2 separate regions of the Mus musculus genome follow, and region 2 is linked to region 1. The links are chromatin contacts, found by Hi-C in ENCODE. All regions are on one chromosome and are shown on one strand. The core of a region is the stretch at or near the end of the contact, and the rest is flanking DNA. Distances in the headings are between cores, read along the strand shown.

What was found. Hi-C counts contacts between places; a loop is a spot of excess contacts on that map.
Region 2: a map of left cerebral cortex shows a loop between it and region 1 (10-fold over the local background). The contact joins the promoter of Zic1 here to the promoter of Tbx18 in region 1. A Hi-C loop is called at or near these places in 5 of 37 maps with a recorded cell type or tissue (ES-E14 and left cerebral cortex).

Annotation. Positions count from the first base shown.
Region 1 is chr9:87,729,632-87,732,783 of GRCm38, reverse strand. It overlaps Tbx18 (T-box18), which reads left to right and starts at 1,524. Exons shown (of 8, transcript NM_023814.4): 1 at 1,524-2,249; 2 at 3,119-3,152. The coding sequence starts at 1,940.
Region 2 is chr9:91,364,458-91,367,488 of GRCm38, reverse strand. Zic1 (zinc finger protein of the cerebellum 1) reads left to right here and starts at 1,721. Exons shown (of 3, transcript NM_009573.4): 1 at 1,721-3,031. The coding sequence starts at 2,472. It also overlaps a transcript of Zic4 not described here.

The DNA.
Region 1 (3,152 bases), core at 275-2,774:
ACTCTCCCTACTAACCCAGAACTTTCCAGGCTGCCTCTTCAAGCTTTCTGGTTGGCTCCCGCTTTAGGCCAAACTTCACTAACCGGGTTGAACTTATTCAGGATACCACATCACCCTACACTCTGATGAGTCTGCGAGAGCTTCTCCAGACAGCTTCAAGCCAGTAGGCTACACCGGCTCCCAGTGCCCCAAATAAAACAATGTCTTCCAATTGAACGCATTTTTCAGGCATTTAAAAATCTGCATCCACAGCAAAGATATTACCAAGTCCTTTCTGGCCCAGGCCTTGCAGGCGCCTCTAGGCACTCGCTGCTTGGTTCAATTTCTTCCCAGCACTCCAGTCCTGAAGGAACTGCAGGTTTCTCTATCTATGATTTAAAAACAAAACCCTCCTTCCGGGGTTGATGGTACTTTCAGAGGCCATTTTCCTGAATGCCGAGGAGAAGCCAGAAGAAAGCTAGGACTGCAGTGTTTAAATGAACATCGAATAAAGGAGGCAAAGCAAAATGAAACAAAACGAATCGTCCCTGGCCTATTTTATACTAAAGATTTGTGCACATAGTGAATTTTATTCTACAAGTGATTTTTTTTATTATCCCCATCAAACCCACATCCTGTTAATCCTAAGAAAATGTTGAGTTTAAACAACAGAACTGCACATACATGTTTGCGATCGTTCAATTCTAGAGTTCTGCTTTCTTTTGAATTTATTTTAAAGAAACACGCCGATTAAAAAAAAAAACCAATATGAATACGAAGCTACTTTTAACATACAGAACTTTCAAAAAACATACAGAAATTCATAAAACATGGTTTACTTTGTGAAGTTTTGAAGTTAAACCTATATCATTAAAGACAAACAGAATTAAAATCCCAGGACCTACGTTTTAAAATAATTAGTCCTAAATAAAAGGAGACACCTTTCCTGAATCGGTTATATGAAGGTCTGAGAGATATTACAATGATTAATTTTTAAATCTAAAAAATATCAAATATGCGTAAACTCATCTCACGTAAGAAAAAAATCTTCGGAGTAAGATTCAAGCCCGTGGTCATTCTCTCCATACAGTGGGCATCAATAGATGCAGGAATGTTTAAGTGAGAAACAACAAACTGTTGGCTGTAAGTTCCTGCCTCCTCCAAATGTACTTCTTAGCCCCATGGACAGGGATGAGAGACCGGAGATTTAAGGGTCCTTGAAAGATCCTCTATACTACTAGTTACGGATCTCTTTTCTCGGTTAAACCCTGAGGCTCAGCCTTTCCTGGTCCTGATAAGAAAAGCCTGAGAAGCGACTGGGTTGGCGGGTGTCAGCAAAAGAGGGTTCAGCTTTCTAGAGACTGGCAGAGACGAGCCAGATGGCGGCGCTTTTCGGTCTGAGATTTTCCGACCTTGTAAGGAAGTGGGCGCGGGCTGAGCGGAGTTAGATTCTCCTGATTGGTAAACCGTTTCGGTGATGGACAGCTCCATAGGACCCTCCCCCGCCGCTTTATTGACACTAATGAGCAAGTTCTTCCCACCGCTCTCCTGCCTTGAAGTGCTGACAGATCAAGGCAACAAATTTCAATTACAATCCCTAATTTGTGTCCGCAGAGTGTTTTTTTTTTCCCCGTGTTAGTCCTCTCGGGCTCATCAGTCGAGGCAGATCTTGGAGCAGCAGGAGGAGGTGGAGGGTTTGGGAGTCAAGAAGTGCATCATTGAACTCGAGGGAGAGACAGAGGGAAGGAAACTTGGCGGCCGCGTTCCTGCTTCCTCGGATCCCAACGCCAGAGAAAGAGGAAACGGCAAATTTGTTTTTGCCCGCAGCTAGGAAGGGGACAGATCTCGGGAGGCATCGGGAGCTGCGGAGCGTTTGGTGGGGGGCCAGGAGGGCGAGCGCGTGCGTGCGCCCCAGCCGCGAGTATATGAGAGAGGGGCGAGCGGGCTCGGGGAGGCGGGGATGGCGGAGAAGCGGAGGGGCTCACCGTGCAGCATGCTAAGCCTCAAGGCGCACGCCTTCTCTGTGGAGGCACTGATCGGCGCCGAGAAGCAGCAACAGCTTCAAAAGAAGCGGAGAAAGCTGGCCACGGAAGAGGCGGCGGGGGCGGTGGAAGACGCAGGCTGCAGCCGTAGCGGAGGCGCGGGGGAGCACGGCTGCTCGGAGGCCGACGAAGAAGCGGCTGCCCCGCCGCCGGCAGCCGGGGCGGCGTCCGGGCCAGCGCGGAGCTGCGCGGACGCGGAGCGGAGCTGTGGCTCCCGCGGAGCGGCGGGTGAGTCGATCGATCCCTTCCTGCCCCAGCGGCTTCCCGGTGCGTCTCCGCCCGGCTCCCGCGAACCTGAGCTTCGGTGAGGCAGCGCTAGCGCCCGCTCCTCCCGGGCCTCCGCCGCCGAGCCCCGGGGGCAGGCGTTGAGCCGTCGGCCCCGCACACCGTCCATCCGCGGCTCTCTGCCCGGCTCGGCGGGCTGCCGCCGTCCTCGCCTCTGCGCCGGGAGGGTTCGAGCCCAGGGCTGCCGCTGCTTTTCACTTCTCTAAGTTTTAGGGGCCCCCGGGGCGCGTGCGGGAGGGCGCGGGCTAAAAGCGCGGAAAAGGGCTCGGACGCCCAGAAGTTGGGTGCGCCAACCGGGGAGGCGGCGGCGAGCTCGCCCACACTCTCTGCCCTTCTGAACGCGGAGCGCTACTCCTCCGGAGCCCAGGGCGCCTCGGGGCGGGCTTTTAGCTCTCTTCTATCCGCTGTGCTGCGGGGCCCGGAGAGCCAGCAGCCCGGAGGATTGCCTGGAGCGGGGTTTGGGGAAGTTCTCAGAAAGTGCCTCGCGCGAGGCCCAGAGGCCCGGCGGCCTCCTGGGGCGGAGGGAGGAAGGGGTGACCGGAGCAGATCCCGGCAGCGGCCGCAGTGAGATCTGCGCCCAGGGACAGTGAGCTCGGGGACAGGTCTCAGGCCCACAAGGCGGGGCGCATGGGGAGTTTGCGGGCCTGGCTCTGGGACATAGGAACTCGGTGGGACCCTAAAGGCCTCAAGGCAACTCCGATCGCCCCGCGCGGCAGGACTGCGGGCAGCTGTCCTAGGGCCTGGCCCTGAGATGATCCTCAAGGCCGGATCGCCCCCTCACTGCTTCCCCGTCTCTACCCTCTGCTGTCCAGGCAGCTGTGAGGATGGCTTCCTGCAGGGCGCCTC
Region 2 (3,031 bases), core at 472-2,971, 3.6 Mb before region 1:
ATAGACTTTGCGCTGGGCAAAGACAGGTTAATCGAGGGCCGCATCGCGAAAACAAGCGAGTGTTGTATGTTTGCACGGAATCCAAATGTCTGCATTTTCCTAACTAAATCAAAGGGAGTGTTATTTCTTTTTCTGCTCACTCATCTGAAGGTAAGTAAATTTTCTCTGGCGATCAAAAGCCTGGTTGGCAACAAAGACCGCGCCCGCTTTTTCCACCGTCTTGTTGTGGCAAGTTGCGGAATTTCAATAACTGTGACAAGGGTGACTGATTTGTGAACTGGAAAAGGTTTGAATGTCACAAAATTTACATTGGTCCTATCTACCGGGGATTTAAATACCAAAAAAGTATTCCGGGATCTCTAGGGAGCTTTGGGAGATCCAGAGGAACAATGGCGCGTTGGGAAATTTACAGTTTTACCTGAATGAAAGGGACTGGGATGGGAATGGGAGGGCAGAGTGAGCGAGTTGGGGGTGGGAGCAAGCCACACAACGGACCAGACCGGAGGGGAAAAAAAAGGAAAAAAAAATGAGGGGAGAGGGAGATCGGCAACAAGGTTTCCAAACTGCCATTAAAAACAGAAAACAAAACCCAATCCGACAAACCTCAGGAACCAGGAAAAGTTTAAGAGATCCATCCACCTGTGTTTGGGGGTGAGTGGGCATGCAGGAAGGAAGTCTGCAAAACTGAGGCTGTGAAAGACACCAAGAAATCACGTTTCTAGGAAAGAGCTTGCCCTCGCGCTCCCGAATCTTAAATTATAAACAGGAGAGAGGCCCGTCAAAAAGGAAGCAAACTTCAAAAGAAGCAAATAACAAAAGCTTCCTTTGCTGCCCGGGGGGGGGGGGGGGGGGGGGAGGGTGGAGAAGGGGAGGGAGGGAGAAAAGAAAGTTGCTGAGTCCGGACATTCTGGAAGTGCCTTTGGGGTGTTTCTCGGCTGGTCCCCCCCCAACTGCTGCTCTCGGAGACGCCGGGGGTCTCCAGTCTTTAAACGCTCTGCAGAGGTTTGAAGGAGAGTGGCTCAGGGATGGGGAGGCAAGGGGGGAGGGGAGTGGGGAGGGAAAGAAACAGAGGGAGGGGAGAAAGGGGGACATTAGAAGGAGGGAGAGGAAAGTGTGTGGCGGGGAGGGGGGAGAACATAGAACAAGAAGCAAAACCTAGAGAAGGAGGGGTAGGAGGCAGCGAGGAAGGGGAGGGAGGGAATGAGGGAGGGAGGGAGGAAGGTAAGGAGAGGGGGAGAGACAGGGAGAGGAGGGAGAGAGAGAGAGAGAGAGAGAGAGAGAGAGAGAGAGAGAGAGAGAGAGAGAGAGAGAGAGAGAGAGGAGAGGAGAAGAGAAGAGAAGAGAAGAGAAGAGAAGATGAGAGGGAAAAGAAATCGTGGCATTTTTTTCCTTCCGTGAGAAGAGGGGGAAAAAATTTGCTAGGGGGGAAAAAAAAGTTGCTACTCCTGGCAGCCCTGTTAGTCAAAAGGGGATGTCAAGCGCTTTACAATACCTGGGATTGATGAGGCGGGCGGGCCAATGAGCAGCGCGCGGCGCCACCGCGCGCCCTTCGTTGGCGCGGCGGCCCCGGGCGGGGTGTGTGGGGGGATTGCCGCCTCACCAATCCTCGCCCGCGTCGGTCGCACGTGACCCCTCCCCCTGCTCCCATTCATCAGGGGGGGGGGGGGACGACGACGGTGTCGTCCTTTCAATTCATTTATCTGCAGGAATGATTGCTGCTATCAGTCTCGCGCTCACCGCCCGGCTGAGGAGGTGAAAGTTTCTCCCCAGGAAGATAAACCGCAAAAGACAATATTGTGCATGATTTGCGCCTTTTCTTTTCTTTTTTCTCCCCCTCCTTTTTTTTTTTTTTTCAAAAAGCAGAGAGGGGGAAAAAGGGAGAGTTGAAGGATCGAGGAGGAGAGCCTGAGAGAGAGAGAGAGAGAGAGAGAGAGAGAGAGAGAAGAGAGAGAGAGAGAGAGAGAGAGAGAGAGAGAGAGAGAGTGAGAGAGAGAGAGACTGAGACTAGTGGAGAAGTGAGGAGGGGCGCGCTGCGCGAGGAGACAGGGCGAGCAGTGGCGGCTCTGGCGTTCACATTCCTCTATGCCACAAATCCGGGAAGAAGTTTTATTGGGGGGCTGAGATGTTCTATGCCTTTCCCCGGGCAGCCTTGATTCGAGGCCCTCTCGGCAGAGACTGAGCGGCGAGAAAGTGAGAGCCCGGCCCGCGCGGTTCGAGCGGCTGGCGCTGGAGCCCGCCTTCTACCGGCCGGCAGTCATCTCTCTTGCCTGCCTTTGGCCGGGCGGGTGCCGGCTAGCGCCTGGCCGTTGCCTGCTGGCTGAGACTTCGTTAGGTGGGTCGACTCCCCCTCCCTCCTCCTCTTCTTCCTCCTCTTCCTCCGCCTCCCGTTCCTCCTCCTCCTGATCTTCCCTCCTTGGCGGGCGAGGGTGGGGGGGGGCGGGGGAGGCCGGGGCTTGCCCCGTGCAGCCACGATGCTCCTGGACGCCGGACCCCAGTATCCCGCGATTGGTGTGACCACCTTTGGTGCATCCCGGCACCACTCGGCGGGCGACGTGGCCGAGAGAGACGTGGGCCTGGGTATCAACCCGTTCGCCGACGGCATGGGCGCCTTCAAGCTCAACCCCAGTTCGCACGAACTGGCCTCGGCTGGCCAGACAGCCTTCACGTCGCAGGCTCCGGGCTACGCCGCTGCTGCGGCCCTGGGCCACCATCACCACCCCGGCCACGTCGGCTCCTACTCCAGCGCTGCTTTCAATTCTACCCGGGACTTTCTGTTCCGCAACCGGGGCTTCGGCGACGCGGCGGCGGCAGCTAGCGCCCAGCACAGTCTCTTCGCTGCTTCGGCCGGCGGCTTTGGGGGCCCACACGGCCATACGGACGCCGCGGGCCACCTCCTTTTTTCTGGGCTTCACGAGCAGGCGGCTGGCCACGCTTCGCCCAACGTGGTTAACGGGCAGATGCGGCTAGGTTTCTCCGGGGACATGTACCCACGGCCGGAACAGTACGGCCAGGTGACCAGCCCGCGATCCGA